2 separate regions of the Homo sapiens genome follow, and region 1 is linked to region 2. Evidence: chromatin contacts called from ENCODE Hi-C or POLR2A ChIA-PET data. All regions are on one chromosome and are shown on one strand. Each heading gives the region's core, a stretch centred on a gene start or an enhancer-like site at or near the end of the contact. The rest is flanking DNA. Distances are from core to core; before and after follow the strand shown. Region 1 overlaps PTPRF (protein tyrosine phosphatase receptor type F). Region 2 holds the start of PTPRF (protein tyrosine phosphatase receptor type F).

Region 1 (7,831 bases), core at 3,375-5,874, 92 kb before region 2:
ATATAACCAGAATCTGGCCACTTCTCTCCACCACTGGATTTCTGCAGTCTTCTCAATGGTAAAGGAGCTGGCCCCATTTCCTCTCTAACCTCATCCCCTGCTACCCTCTTGCCCCTTGCTCAGGGTGTCACAGCCACACCCACCCTCATATATCAGGCACACTCCCACCCAGGGCCTTTGCTATAGCTGCTCCCTCCACCTGGATGCTCATCTCGAAGATACTCAGGCAAAACTCACCAGATTCAAGTCTTTCCTCAAGTCCCATCTTTTCAATGTGTCCCCTGACCACCCTAAATCAAATAATCAAATCTTCCCTCACACGCCCAGTCCTTTTTTTTTTTTTGAGACAGTCTTGCTCTGTTGCCCAGGCTGGAGTGCAGTGGCGTGATTTCAGCTCACTGCAGCCTCTGCCTCCTAAGTAGTTGGGATTACAGGCGTGCACCACCATGCTCAGCTAGTTTTTGTATTTTTTAGTAGAGATGAGGTTTCACCCTGTTGTCCAGGCTGGTCTCGAACTCCTGGCCTCAGGTGATCCACCCACCTTGGCCTCCCACAGTATTGGGATTACAGGCGTGAGCCACCGTGCCCGGCCTTGGTCCTTCTTATTGTACTCCCCACTAATTAGGCTTACAACCTTTTAACAAACTATAAATACATTTATTTATAATGTATGAATGCCACAAAGGTAAAGTCTGTTCCATTCACTGATGTATTCCAAGCACCTAGGATAATGACTATCACACAGCAAATGCTCATTAAATATTTGTTGAAGGAGTGGATTAGGTCAAATTTTCTTATCAACACAATGGGCTTCATACATTGTTGTGAGAATTAAGTGAAATACTATATTCCAAATAACTTGCATAGCAGTCATCTAGCCTCATTTAGGATAGTTAAGGATGGCTTCTGAAGGAAATATTTTCAGGGGAGGGCTAAACAATGAGGGGTTAGCCAGGTGGAAGTGGGGGAGAATGTTCCAGAAGAACAGCTTGTAGGAAGATCTGGAGCTGAGATAGAATGGTGAGGCAGGGCCGGGCGCAGTGGCTCATGCCTGTAATCCCAGCACTTTGGGAGGCTGAGGCGGGAGGATCACCCGAGGTCAGGATTTCAAGACCTGCCTGGCCAACATGGTGAAACCCCATCTCTACTAAAAATACAAAAATTAGCCGGGTGTGGTGGCCCATGCCTGTAATCCCAGCTACTTGGGAGACTGAGGCAGAATTGCTTGAACCCAGGAGGCAGAGGTTGCAATGAGCTGAGATCGCCACTACTGCACTCCAGACTGGGTGACAGAGTGAAACTCTGTCTCAAAAACAAAAAACAAAAAAAAACAGGCAAGAAACTTAAAGAATTGATTCTGTGGTGGCTGGAGGGCAGGGGGCAAGAGGGGAGAAGGAAGATAAGGCCACACAGGCCAGGTCCTGCAGAGCCTGGAAAACCATGGGGACAGTGAGGACCTGGCAGGGTCTCCTCAGGACAGTGACTTGGTCATGTCTGCCCTGCGAGGCAGAATCACTCCCACTGTGCTGAGAACGGTTTGGCCCAGGCAGTGCTGGGGCAGACTGCCTGGTAGGAAGCACAGCGGCAGTGCAGGCGAGAGGGAAAGCGGCTTGGGAGACAGCCGTGGAGATGCAGACAACAGGCGTGGAGGCCAAGCAGGCAGGGTGTGACGATGAATGGAGGTGGGGGTGAGCATGCAAGCGATGCCTGCCTGGAATACCAGGTAGGTGGGGTGCCAAGCACTGCAATGGGGGCCCTGGAGGAGGAGCAGGCTTGCAGGGGGGAGTGAGGAGGGAGGGAAGTAGAGGAGAGAGAAGGCTGACACTGGCAATGAAAAGGGCAGGGACTCTGGAGCAGACATCAGCAGATGTGGGTCCCAGCTCTGGCGCTTACCTGCCCTGTGGTCTCTGATGAGTGATTCCACATAAGCCTGTTTCCTCATCTGAGTGCGGAGAGGAGGATCCTTCTGCCGGCTGCTCGCAAGGACTGGTGAGCAGGCCCATCACGCCCTCAGCGCAGAGCCTGCCTGGGGCAGTCCTGACTACCGGTCTTCCTCAAGTGAACACCTGGTACTTACCCCTTACTTGAAAATGTTTAATGGCTTGTTCTTTTATTTAGCAAAAGTTAATCAAATTTTCTAACATCAACAGTCATGTAATGATGGTGCCTTTTTTCTGAATAGAAATATGCCAGGCACCGACCTAGGTGCTAGGGATACCCAGAAGAGACTTGGTGCCAGGCCTCAGTCACTCACAGCCCCCAAGGAGATGGCTGCCAATACTAGAACGCGGTGAAGGACTCAATGGAGGTGGCCCAGGGTGTTAAGAACAGAAGCACTGCACCTGCCAGGGATCCCTGCATCCCTCTGACAATCACCTCAATCCCCTTAGCTGCAAGATCTGACTCCATCCGGCCCACCTTCCTAGCCACGCCTCTCTACTCCAATCTTAATGCACCTCCTGGAGTTTCTCACGAAGTTGGTCTGTGACAAGCTTCCAAGCCTTTGTACATGTTCCATTGGAAAACCTTTCCCTACCTTTAAAAACTAACTGCTACTTTGGCTGGGCATGGCGGCTCATGCTTGTAATTCCAGCACTTTGGGAGACTGAGGTGGGTGGATCACCTGAGATCAGGAGTTCAAGACCAGCCTGGCCAACATGGTGAAACCCCGTCTCTACTAAAAATACAAAAATTACCTGGGCGTGGTGTCGGGCACCTGTAGTTCCAGCTACTCAGGAGGGTAAAGGCAGAAGAATTGCTTGAACCCGGGGGGCAGAGGTTGCAGTGAGCCGAGATCACGCCACTGCACTCCAGCCTTGCGACAGAGTGGGACTCCATCTCAAAAATAAACAAAAAAAAACTAACTGCTACTCATTCTACGAAACACTCTGAATGCCACCTCCTCCAGGAAGCCTTCCCTGGGTCAGATGCTGCCTTGGTGTGGTTGTTGCTGACTTACGCATTTCTCTTCGCAGCTTGTTCTGGGTCTCCTTCATCTGTATCCCTAGAAGTTCCACAATTTGACAACCTGGTAGGACTTGTCTGCTCACCAGTGGAGCAGCTGCACAGCTCAGTGGGTGATGCAGCTGTGTGTCCAGGGGCCAGATGGACACACTGTTTTTTGTGTCCATTATCCACATTGCAATAATTACAGGAGATCTCACTAACCAATTTCCATACATTCAGTCTCTACTGCCACAGGGCCATCCCTCTCCTCCAAGGTAGTGGGAGAGGGGCAGTCCCAATGCCCCGATAGTGCAACCCACAGAATCTTAAAGGGAAAGAGAGGCAAAGGGTATGCTCCCCGGCCTAGGGTGCTCTTCACATGCACTGGTGGCTCTGGCCTGGCTGGCTCTTGGTGGCCTGGTTTTCAGGGTTTATAACCACTCCTTTCTGAAAGTGGGTAGCCATGCCAGGAGCCTACACTGGCACAAATACTTAGGGTACCCTCCCCGTCTCCTCAGGAGCAGGGAATCTCCAGAACCCATCCTAGCTACTGATTTGGCCCAGACTCTTTGGTTCCAGAAACAGCTGAGACAGAGTCCTGGTTTGTAAGAAATCTGATTATTCAAATTTATTACCATCAAGAATTATGCAATGATGCTGTAGTTTTTCTTAACAAATAGAAAACAGACTGTGTACAACAGTGAACTCTACAGCACTAGCATCCACAAGGTAAAAATGAATGTTTCATCATCCAACATTACCAACCCTGGAATGTTGATCTTGACTTAGCCTAGCTAGGTTTGGGGACGTCGGCACCACGTCCCTCAGCTAAAACAGCTATGCACCCTTCCCCGCCCCCACTTACCTATCTAGATAGCGCTGCCCAGAGGAAGAGGCGCTCTCCCTGCCCCTCAGCAAGCTGGGATAATAAGGACTGATTAGAGTACCATTGATAGAAGTCCAGTAGTCTTGCCACATTGGTTTATGAGGGCATCTTGGAGTGGAAAAGAGCGATTATCGGGGGCTTTGAAAACAGCTGCAAACCAGGGAGGAAAATCATCTGGCCCCTGCTCTGAGGACAGACATGTGCTACCAGGCCCACTGGCCTGGACCTGAAAGGCCAGCCACGCCCCCGCTTGGCCCTGAGGTGCATGGGGTGTGGCACACACCCTAACCTGTGCTATTCACCTTGGCCACACAGCCAGACCCCACAGCCTACAAACACCACACCATACTGCAATGCTGGGGACCAAAGCCAGGCTCTGTGGGCCCAGGTCAGCCAGCAGCTCCCTCGGGAACCCCAGGCACACGGAGTTGCTTCCCCTCTTGAGGGTTTGAAGCAGAAGCCAAGGGCTGACTCTTTTTTTTTTTCTTGGGTTTTTTGTTTTTTTTGTTTTTTATTTTTGTGGTTTTTTGTTTTTGTTTTAACCTTTGCAAACACGATGGTGATGAGGAATGCCTTGCCAGGCTCTCCCAGACACATCTGTGGTTCTGGGCTGTGAATGTTAAACACACACTGGGATAGACGACCAGGGATGAGTGTTCCCTATCTTCTCCCCGCCCACCACTGTCAATGTGGCCTAAAAAAAGGCTTTAAAGGGAAAACAAAACTTAAAAAAACATTGAGTTTCCCTGCATTTAGCTGAAACAGGATCTCGTCTGAAGGGCTGGAGGAGCAGCCGGATCAGCACTGCCTCCCGGCCCACGGCCGAGCCTCCGCTCAGGCTGGCAGCCCCAGCTCTGCACGAGGAAGGCAATGTTCTGTCCTTCAGCAGAAGTCATACAAAATAAGGATCCAAAGTGAACTCAAGAAAAAAAAAAACAAAACAAAATAAACCCCAACCCCTACAGTGGCCCATTCTGCAGATACGGATTCGCGAAAGGAAAAATCAGAGGGAAGAGGCTAAAATCCCTCAGTCTACCCCACTTAATGTATTAAAAAGGAGGCTTTGCCCCAACCCCACCCCATGAGAAGAAGCATGAGAAATGCGGGAGCGCAACAGAGAGCTTGAAGCGGGCTCCAGGTGGGTCTGGTGGACAGAAGGGCCACAGTGCCTGCCTGCTGGGCCATCCACTTGCCCAGGGATGTTCTAGGCTCTCTGATTGGTGTGGCAACGTTCCTGAAACGCTGTGATCCCCGTGGGCTGTGCTCTGCCAGTGACAGCATCTGCGTAGGAGGGCTGGACGATGGTCGGTATGGCTCAGAGGAGCTGGGTCCCCTCCGGAGCCCCACGGCGGGGGTGGCGGAGGAGAGGGGAGCGGTAGTTACGTTGCATAGTGGTCAAAGCTGCCGAGGTACTCCAGGGCCGCACGGTAGCACAGCTGATACTGGTCCTGCCAGGATAGGGGGCTGGTCAGTGTGGGTCGCGCCAGTGGACACCCCCACTACACAGCTGACACTCACACTGCAGCCATGGAGTTAGCCTCTGCTGGCCAAGAGCAGGTGCTGGACCCTGGCAGCTACATCAGGCAGTGTGCGGGGGAGCCTGAAAGAGCCTCTGAAGGCTCATCTCTCTCCTGTCATTCTCTCAGGCCCCCACATCTACCTGCCTTCCATCTGCCATCCCAATCATGTTTCTCTGCTCCTGACTGGGCACCCCATAAGGATTGCTCTGTGCAACCTTGCCCAGAGCCAGGCACACCACTGGGGCTCAGCAGAGAGCTGCCGAATGAAAGAACACATCTTACTCATCAATCCCCTGAGCCCCCAGGCAGCACAGGCAATGTTGCAGCATTTTTGTTTTGTTTTGTTTTGTTTTCAGCAACAGGGTCTTGCTCTGCCACCCAGGCTGGAGTGCCGTGGTATAATCATAGCTCACTGCAGCCTCGAACTTCTGACCTCAAGTGATTCTCCCACATCAACCTCCCAAGTAGGTAGGACCATAAGCACACACCACCATGCCTATCGCAGGCCACGTGAAAGGTTGGCAGCATGAATGAATGCACATGCCTGTGGGCATCAAACTGTTGCTAAAGCCTAGGGTTCCCAGCAGCGCTGCTGCCAAGGCCCTGGCCCTGCAGCCTGGTCTGCGTTACCTCTGTCTGCACCATGGCAGGACGCTGTGTACGCAGGGTCTTCACGGTCTGAAACATGTCGACCACGCCCTCGTAGCGCATGCGCTCCAGGACGATGCTCAGAGTGATGAACACCCCGGTGCGGCCCACGCCAGCACTGCTCAGAAACACAGTTGGGTCAGGAGTCCTGCTTGCCTCATGCAGTGGGTCTGCCAGGCCTTCAGGCCCACCCACCCCAGCCCTCCAGGGGGCCAGTCCCACCTGCAGTGCACCGTGATAGGCCCATCCTGTCCAAACTGCTCCTTGGTCTTATGCACCTGCCCGATGAAGTCAATGAATCCCTCGCCTGTCTTGGGCACGCCCTGCTCTGGCCAGTCTGTGAACTGGAACTGCCGGATTGTCCTTGACTGCCCATCCTGGGAAAGGTGGGTGGGGTACATGATTAGAATTCGTGCCTTAGGCAGCCACCCCTCTGGACTAGACCAGGGTAGTACCATGATACAGGCATGCATCTGTGTCACTGCACCCGAGGCCACAGGGGGAGATGTGCTCACACCCTAATACCCACCCACCGCCTCAGATTTCTGAAGCTTGAGCTAAGGTACCATGCAGGCAGCCATCCACCCAGCGTGTGGACAGGCAGCGTTATGGACACACTCAATGCACTCACTCACCCGGGCATCCGTGACCTTGAACTCACGCAGGATATACTGGGGCATGTTGTACTCAGCCATCGGGTCAACAACAAAGTACTGGTAGCGAGCAGAGCGCTCTGCTGGCCAGTACTGGTGGCATTTCTCCTGTGGACAGAGGGTCGGGCCCCCATAATCAGGTGAGAAGGAATAGGGGAGGGGTGCCAGGCTTCACAGGATTCTGGGACAGATGCCTCAGGTAGTAATAACGGGCGCCTGAGGCCATGCTGACAAGCAGCTGGGGTGTCAAAGGAGACAGTAACATAGGCGGCAGCTCCCCCAAGGGTGGCTGGTGTTCTCCCAGGTATGACAGGGGCCCTGGGGGAAAGGGTGGGCTCACCCTGCCCATCTCCCGAAGCTTGGTCAGCATGACGATGATGGTGGAATTGTGCTCCCATAGCATGCGCCAGAAGTCCTCGGTGCTCTCTGCCAGAGGCCCCTGTGTAGCTATGTAGGCCTTCTGCTGTCTGGGGTGGACATAAGACTGGACATGCTGGAGGTGCTGCTGCCCCTAGAGTCTCCCCTTAGGCTGCCTAGCCCCTTGGGGCCCTGCTCAGATCACCCCTCCTCCAGGAAGTCCTCACTGCTCTACCCAGCCCTCTCTGGTCTTCTAGGCTGGCCCTACTCTGCTGCCCACCCCCACCAGCCAGGCACAGGCCTAGGCCCCTGTAGGGCATGGTGGGGCAGTGACATGCATGCTGACCTATAACCATCCAGGAAGCTGGCATTGATGTAGTCAGAGCCCTCCACACCACGGATGGGCTGCAGACACACACGGGTCAATTCGTAGGGCATGATGTTCACCAGCCGGTTCTTGAACTTGTTGCAGGGCAGGTTGGCGCTGATGAAGCGGGACGTGTGGGCCTTGGAGCTGGCCAGCAACTATTGAGAGGCAGGGATTGGTCAGGCCAGGCTTCCTGTGGGGGTGGGGGTCATCTGCATGACCCAGTCTAGGCCCTGGAGCCAAGCAGGCCCACCCGAGCCCCACCTTGAACTCGAGCTCCATGGCGGTCACACTCTCCCCTGGAGGCACTTGGCCCAGCTTCTGGATGTGGGCATACAGGTTGCGGGCAGGCACCTCTGTGTGGCCGCACGTGGCAGCCTCCAGCAGCGCCTCATGGATGAACACGTACTGGTCCTCCGTCTGCACCATGTAGTTCCTCTGTGATCGCATGCAG
Region 2 (7,715 bases), core at 528-3,027:
CCTGTCAGAACTCTCTTCTGGATCCCTCAGATCCCCGAAGCCTCCCAAAGGATTCCCCACCAGATCTTCCCTTCTCAGCAGATTCCTCCCCATGAGCACCCGCCTGGAACCACCACCCCACATCCTTTTCTACGCCTCTCACCCCAGTGCACTTCCCTGCTTCTCAGGCCAGATCCGACACCAGATCGCTCTGGATCCCTGCCCCTGTTCCTTCAAAAGTGGAGCCTTCCTCAACCTAATCCAGCCTCCCGGCCCTGCCCTGTGGCCCCTCAGGGAGATCCAGACAACCCCCAGGCTGGGGCAGCCTCCCTCTCCCATTTCACAGCTCAGGCAGGTAGCGCTCCCCACCCCCAACCTGCTCCAACTCAGGGGCCGTGCACTGGGGGGCAGGGGGGCTTGAAATGGGGAGAAAGTCTAGCCCCTCCCCCTCCGGGGTGGAAGAACCAGAGGGGCAGCATTCCAGGGAAATGGGGGGGCGCCTAGCACAGAGAGTGCAGAGACACCAAGAGATGGGTGAGAGACAAGAGGCAGAGACTTAAGGAGGGAGACAGAGACCCAGGGAGAGGAAATAGAGAGACCCAAGCGGAGAGAACAGACTCAGGGACAGGGAACAAGACGACCCAGGGAGACAGAATCGAGAGACCTGGGGAGAAAGAACAGAGTGACCTGGGGAAAAAGAATGGAGACAGCTGGAGAGACCCTGGGATTGCAGGGGCGTGAGATTGGGAGGCACTGACACGGGGAGGCAGAGACGCCGAGGAAAACAGAAAGCAGCCGAGACAGAGACGCCGGCACGGCGATGGGGAGCCGGGACGGGACGGGACGGGACGCGGGGCGGCCACTGAGTGAACTTTCGGAGAGGGTCCGAGTGGCCACGTCCTCACGGGACAGGTCGCTCCAGGGCCTCCAGGGCGTTGCACCCGGTTGGGGGCGGGTACAGCCCGTTCGGCCCCTCCCCATCCCGTGCTCGCGAACGAAGGGGGTGGGGGGGCTTCAAACTCGCGCCCGGCGCAGCCCGGGACCGCACGTGCGCCGGGGCCGCGAGCGAGACCCGGGCGCGCCGGCTGCGGATCCCCCGCCGGCTGGGAGGGGGCGCCTGTGCGGCGGGGGCGGGGGCGCGGCCTGGACCCGCCCGGAGCCCGGGGCTGGGGGGTCTGAGGGCCGCCCCCGGAGCGCGTCCGCGCTAGAAGGGGGGACGAGGCGGGACCGATGAGGGGGAGCAAGAACGCAAACGGGAAACTTTGCGCTGGGTGGGGGGGGCGGGCTGCGGCTAAGGTGCGGTGGAGAGGGAGGGAGGCGGCGAGGGGCGGCGGGGAGCGAGCCAGCCAGCAGCGCTGGGGGCGCGTCTGCCGCGGGGTGAGCGGGGAGGAGCCGCCAGGCTGGGGCGTGGAGGGGGGGCTTCGCCGAGGCTGCGGGCGCGGCAGGTGGGGGCGCGGCCCGGCCTCAGCGGCGCCCTCGTCCCCCCCGGGACCGCCCCCAGCTCCGCCGGGTGGACTAGCGGGGAGGGCAAGGAGAGCGGGGAAGGGACGGGAGCGGAGGGGGCTGGTGGGGGGCCGGGGGGTCACTCACCGCCTATCCAGGGGCCGTCGGTCCGCATGTCCCCCCGCAAGCCGCTAGGGCCGCTGCTCCCACTCCTCTGCCGCCGCCGCCTCCACCTGGTCCCGCTCCCGCCACCGCCACCCGAGCTGGAGCCGGAGCCGGAGCCGGAGCCGGAGCCCGAGCCCGAGCCGGAGCCGAAGCTGGAGCCGCCGCCTCTGCCGCCGCCACCGCTCCCGCCGCTCCCGCGCCAGCTCCAGCCGCGCGCTCCCCTCGCGCTCGCGCCCGCGCCCCTGCCCCTGCCGTGCGCGCCCCCGGCGGCGCCCCTCCCCTCGTGCACTCTCGCTCGTAGAGCCGCGGAGCCGCTGAGGCCCAGACAGGCCACAACCCAACGCCAAGTCGAAACCGACCGGAACCTCAATATTGAACCCGAACCCCAATAATGAACATAGACAGACCAAACTCTGATACTACATCCAGATCCTTCTAGTGGCTCCCAGCCCTAGCATGAACCTAATACCACTCTAGGACCCCATTTCCTCCCCATACAGATCTGAACCTGATACTGAGCCCACACCTTGCCCTAAACCCAATATTGAGTCCAAAGCCCTTAATCTGCCCCCAAATTAGCACAAGTAGTAATTTTGTTGTGAACCTCTATACTGATCCCAAATACCAATTCTGACTCTAAATCTCTTTATTACTTCTACTTGCCCTAACCTTGATAGTGACGCTAGCACCAACGCTGGACCTTAAATGGAACCCTGTACTAATGCTCAGCCCCCAGTCCCTAAATGAACCCTAAAGTCCAAAAGCTACCTTGCTATGGACCCCAGTTATCTCTCTTCTGAACCCCAAGCCTTACATAAAACTCCAGTACTGCTCTCCCATTCCCAGATCAACACCAATGCACTCTGAATTCGATTCTCAATTCCAGAGTTGGGATTGGGTCACCATAAAAGGACCCCCAAACACAGATACTGACCTGAAACCCCACCCAAACTTGAGACCATTTAGGACCCTAAACCAACCCAGCTTTAATAATAATCTTGGAACCCAAGATAAGACTGGCTTTGCAGAAACTCCACACAAAGCCCCTTCATCCTCATGTTCACCCTCCACTTCTCTGACCTAGTGTCAACCCCAAGCAGAGACTGACTAATACCCCAATATTATACCAATTCCAGCTGTGAACCTTACATTGGCCTCGGAATTAAAGACATGATAATGCCCTCTAAATGTAATTTAAATGTCAGTACTGAGTTTCTGACTTCTCATACCAAACTCAAATAATGACCCTAGAAATTTCTGGGTGAAACCAATAACCTACCTGAAGATTTATTCCAAGACCTACTGATCAGAGGGATTTGATGAGCTTCAATCCAAGCGCCCCTGCCTCCAGACCCCGCCCCCACGCAATCCGTGTTAAAACCACTTAAGAGTCAGCCAAAGCCACACCAGCTCTTTCCTATCTACCCCACCCCTCCTCCCCCCGCCGCTTGCTAGGCTTCACCATGAAGGATGGGGGACCTACCCCCACTGCCCTGGGTCAGGTAACTGAGCAGAAAAAGAGATGAGGTTTCTCCTCTGTGGGGTTTCTTCTGTGGGGTCTTTCTGATAACCCTGTAAGTTTGGAGTCAGGTGAGAAATAAAATTTGGAGATCGTTGAGGTGCCTGGATTCAGGGATCACGTGGTAATGTGCAGGGCATGGTTGCTGTGGTGTTCAGGGATCTGGGCTGAGGAATCAGGTTCTGGTAACCACCTGATTCACTGCCTGTTTTTGTCCTGAACTTGAATTCACAAACAGTGCGTGTGCGCCCCCTGGCGTATGAGGAGGGGATGGGACTGGCTCCAGTGATTCTGGACAATTTGGTTTGGATGACAAACGGATCAAAAATGAATATTTCCAGTGAGTGGTTTTTCACCATTGGTAATTTTGGTGCACCACGGGGGAGGTATTGCAAATTTTATGCATCTTTAAGCATTTTTGCCTTTTTTTCCAGAACTTTGAGGATTTAGAGATTCCCTCTCGGCCCCCAAATTTTAAAAGTATACTTTTCAGCCAATTATTCCTGCCCATTGCTGAGTTATTAAAACAGTTCTTTTCCTTGGCTTCATTGGCCCACCCTCTCCTCACTGGCTACTGTCTCTGATTCCTTTACCACCTCGTCTTCTGCTCTTCCGGGACTCTGTCCTAGGCCTCCTCTTTTCTCCTGCTCTGCCCCTTTTCTCTGGATCATCTTGACCACTACCAACCATATGCTGATGACTTCCAAGTCTCTATCTCCAGTCTGGGCCGCTCCTGTGAGCTCCAGATCCATATAACTAAGAGCCTCCTCTGTCCCGCCCACCCCAGATCTGCTTACCTTCAATACTGCCCGTCTCAGGCAGTGGCATCTTCAGCAATTTAATCACTGACATGCAGAGACCTTCCCTCCTGCACCACTGTCCAATCAGTCATCAGTCCTGCAAATTTTGAAAAACAGAGACTAGAGACCATATGGCTCCATGAGGGACACATGCAGAGAGTTTCTGGCTTTTGGGTTTCAGTCCACACACGCACAAAGCCAAACTGGTCCTAACTTCTCTTGCATGCAGTTATAATATAATGCCCCTTAAGACTTGCTCTACTGGCCAGGCATGGTGGCTTACGCCTACAATCCCAGCACTTTGGGGGGCTGAGGCGGGCAGATCACCCGAGGTCAGGAGTTCGAGACCAGCCTGGCCAACATGGTGAAACCCCATCTCTACTAAAAGAAAAAAAAAATACAAAAATTAGCCAGGTGTGCACCTGTAATTCCAGCTACTTGGGAGGCTGGGGCAGGAGAATTGCTTGAACCTGGAAGGCAGAGGTTGCAGTGGAGATTGCTCCACTGCACTCCAGCCTGGGCCACAGAGCAAGACTCTGTTTTAAAAAATAAAATAAAATAAAAGACTTGCTCTACCTTTAGTGTGTTTTGGCACCTCAGAGCCAACTGTACCTGTTTGGAACCATTGTTTCCTCCAGGAAGCCATCCTGGCTGTCACCACTGTTTGTATCTGTGCCTATCTCCCTGACCTGTGGACAGCAGTTCCTTGCAGGCAGGAGAAATGAGTCCACCTTGTTCCCTGTCATATCCCAGTGGCCAGCACAGGGTCCTCACACACAATAGATACTTGATACATATTTGTTAAAGAATGAAGATTGACTTTCCTATCTGTGCTCAAGGAACCATCAGACATAAATGACTAAGTGAGGGAACAGCTCCCTGACCAAGTCTTAGAGCTCATCCAGCCCCAGTCTTCTGTAGCCCTGGCATGCACTAGAAGAGGGGCTCGTGGTGTTCGCTAGCCTGTGTGCCTGCTAGCCTGGGCCTTGGTAGTCCTGAAGCTCTGGCAGCCCTGTTCCCTCTGCCCCGCATTGTCAAGGCTACTGAGCACAGTACTGGAAGGTAGGTGAGCTGGGACCCCTGGCTTCCTGTGGTTGAAGTTAGCAGATGTGCTCACTGCTGTGCCAACCAGTCTCTTGCTCCAAACCCCACAGGGACACAGGGGTCTCAGAATCCTAACCCATTGGCGTCTGCCCTCTCATTCACCCACATGTGGCAAAGTGTTTGTCGAGGCAGGGCAAGAGAATGCCTGTAAGCAGCCTGCCCAGATCTCTGCATGTACGCCATCTGGAACTAGATACAAACCCAAGGTAATGAAACTAGAGGCCTAGGTGCCAAAGCCACATGGATGAGAAGCTCAGGTGGCCGGGCCTGGGAGAGCGTGATAGCTGCTGAAGGAGAAGAGCCAAGGCTCTGTCCAGTTTGCCAAACTGTGAGCACGGGGTCCACGTGGGGCTGCCCTGCTGCCCTGCTCCTGGGCCTGGCGGGGAGGGATGTCCTTGTGCTCATCTGTGAAGGCCGAGTGGCACCATGTGGTCATTGTGTGTCTGCTGTGTTCCAGCCCCAGGGTGCAGGGTGAGGAGAGAGCCAGATGTCAGCTCCCACTCACTGCTCACCCTTTGTCCAGGTCCTGGGCCAACTGGACACTCTCTGCAACTCATGACGTAAATACACCTTTTGGTCATCCCTTAGTTGGTCTAAACCAAATTAAATTCAGCTTGAGTCTCTACCCATCAGATCAGCAAGATTTCCCTATCACTCATGGCTGCCCTTCAGCTCCCTCCGATCATCCATGAACTCCAGGGGTTTGCACAATCCCAGAGATGGTCAGTCCGTGCTCCACAGCCTTGCAGAGAAAGGTGGAAGGATTTTTCAGGCTGCTGCTGCTGCTGTTGCAGACATCAGTGGTCACAGTCACAGGGCTTCCACTATTTTTTGCCCATCTGCAGGGCCTCACTTGTCCAACCTGGTCCTTGGGAAGATAACCCTCTACTCCCTCCATCCCAGCTCTTTCAAGAGGACCTCTCCCACAGGCCCCCGCAGTTGCAGCCCTTAGTCCTTGGCTTTCGAATCGCATGCAGCCACTTTCTTCTGGGGGCAGGTCAGGGTGGGATGGAGAATGCCTGTTCCCCTGCCCCTCTCTTCCATGCCAAAGCATCAATTCCCCAAGACACAGTGGTATTCTCCCTCTTAGCTCAGACACAAGAACTACAAAACGGCCTATTTACTTTCTCAGGTATGAGGTGGGAGAAAAAAGGCCCAGGACTTAGAACACAAAAGCTTGACTAATGCTTTTTTAATTAAAAAAAAAAAATTTTTTTTGTAGGGACAAAATCTCATCATGTTGCCCAGGCTGATCTCGAACTCCTGGGCTCAGGAGATCCTCCAGCCTCAGCCTCCCAAAGCGCTGGGATTACAGCAGCCATGAGCTGCAGTGCCTGGCCCTGGCTAATGCCTTTCATTTCTTCCGGCTGAGTCACTATGGGCAGGGAGAAATGATACAGGAGTTAATTTCTCAATGAACACTGCTTATGTTTCCCGGAGAAAACAGAAGCCACCACAGGAGGACTCCCTCATCTCCCACTACCAAATCCGCAAACCCACACACCTCTCCTCCTTCCGCTCTGTCTCCCCTGTGCTCAGGGTGCTCCGGCGCCTCCAGGCTTTGCTCTCTATTCCCCGTCCACTGCACCCTCTTCACTATAGCATTCCCATCTGCCCATGCGCATGTCTTTCCCATCCTAAAAAAAATTCCCTCCCTTGGCCCCACACGCCTCTCCAGAGTGGGAGAGACTCAAGTGCCTCTCTGTTCTCCTTCCCCACAAACCCAAAAGCCATTTCTACAGGACGCCTCTATTCCTCCATCTCCTGCTCGCTCCCCAACCCACCACAACCCTGCTTTCTGGCTTTCACTGATGTTGCTCTTTTTTTTTTTTTTTTTTTTTTTTTGAGACTGAGTCTTGCTCTGTCGTCTAGGCTGGAGGGCAGTGGCGCCATCTCGGCTCACTGCAACCTCCACCTCCTGGGTTCAAGCGATTCTTCTGCTTCACCCTTCCAAGTAGCTGGGATTACAGGTGCCCGCCACCACGCCCAGCTAATTTTTGTCTTTTTAGTAGAGACGGGGTTTCACCATATTGGCCAGGAGTTGGTCTTGAACTCCTGACCTCAAGTAATCTGCCTGCCTCGGCCTCCCAACATGCTGGGATTACAGGCGTGAGCCACCACGCCTGGCCTGATGTTGCTCTTGATATAATGACTCTTCCCCTCCATTTTGCCAAAGCTAATGGCTGGGCCTCTGTTTCCAGCTTAGTGTACTCCTCAGTGGCCTTTGCTACTTCCTGCCATCAGCCTGGGTTACTTCAGTGCCGGTGCAGACAGACAGCTCCTGGACCTCTCATCACAATGGCCGACCCTTGAAGGCTGCCCAGCCTACTCTTTCTAAGCATCCCACGCTGGGTCCTGTCCTCTCCCAAAACTGCTCCTCTCCTGCTCCCACCTTGCTCCCTCTACCTCGCGATCACTGCTCCGTCTCATCAGATCTCTCTGCTGTTGACCTCGTGTTCTCCTAGAGAGCTCTCCTCAGCTCTCTCCTTTTCACTTTTCTCCTGGTCCAACTTAGATGCCAAGGTCCAGCATTTTAATAACACTCTTGTCAATAACCCAAGCCTCTTGGCCTCTCTGCCTTTTTATCATATCTGTCTGGCAAAAAGCCAGCTCCAAGTGAGCCCTCCTGTCTGCCGTCACAGGGCGGTGCTCAAGCAACCACATGACTCCACAGGTCAGACAGATGTTCCCTTAAAGCAGGGACT

What was found. Hi-C counts contacts between places; a loop is a spot of excess contacts on that map. ChIA-PET counts read pairs that join two places held with the same protein, here RNA polymerase II (POLR2A). Pooled maps may share reads with other maps.
Region 1: a loop to region 2 is called in a map of pancreas, with 1.9 times the contacts of the local background. The contact joins the enhancer-like site here to the promoter of PTPRF in region 2. A Hi-C loop is called at or near these places in 2 of 168 maps with a recorded cell type or tissue (gastrocnemius medialis and pancreas) and 4 of 50 pooled maps. POLR2A ChIA-PET finds 5 or more read pairs at or near these places in 5 of 52 experiments (H1, MCF 10A, SK-N-SH and 2 more).

Annotation. Positions count from the first base shown.
Region 1 is chr1:43,619,384-43,627,214 of GRCh38, reverse strand. It overlaps PTPRF (protein tyrosine phosphatase receptor type F), which reads right to left. Exons shown (of 34, transcript NM_002840.5): 28 at 7,642-7,831; 29 at 7,357-7,535; 30 at 6,994-7,120; 31 at 6,636-6,761; 32 at 6,223-6,377; 33 at 5,983-6,118; 34 at 3,549-5,280. The coding sequence ends at 5,212. Among named protein-coding and RNA genes, the nearest start is that of KDM4A, 27 kb to the left of the region's middle. RefSeq lists a silencer at 6,522-6,696. Within about 2 kb of position 4,624, at least 2 of the 41 ENCODE cell types and tissues checked have a DNase peak (open chromatin) inside an H3K27ac peak, as active enhancers do.
Region 2 is chr1:43,524,945-43,532,659 of GRCh38, reverse strand. PTPRF (protein tyrosine phosphatase receptor type F) reads right to left here and starts at 1,777. Exons shown (of 34, transcript NM_002840.5): 1 at 1,570-1,777. RefSeq lists an enhancer at 359-931 and a silencer at 997-1,066.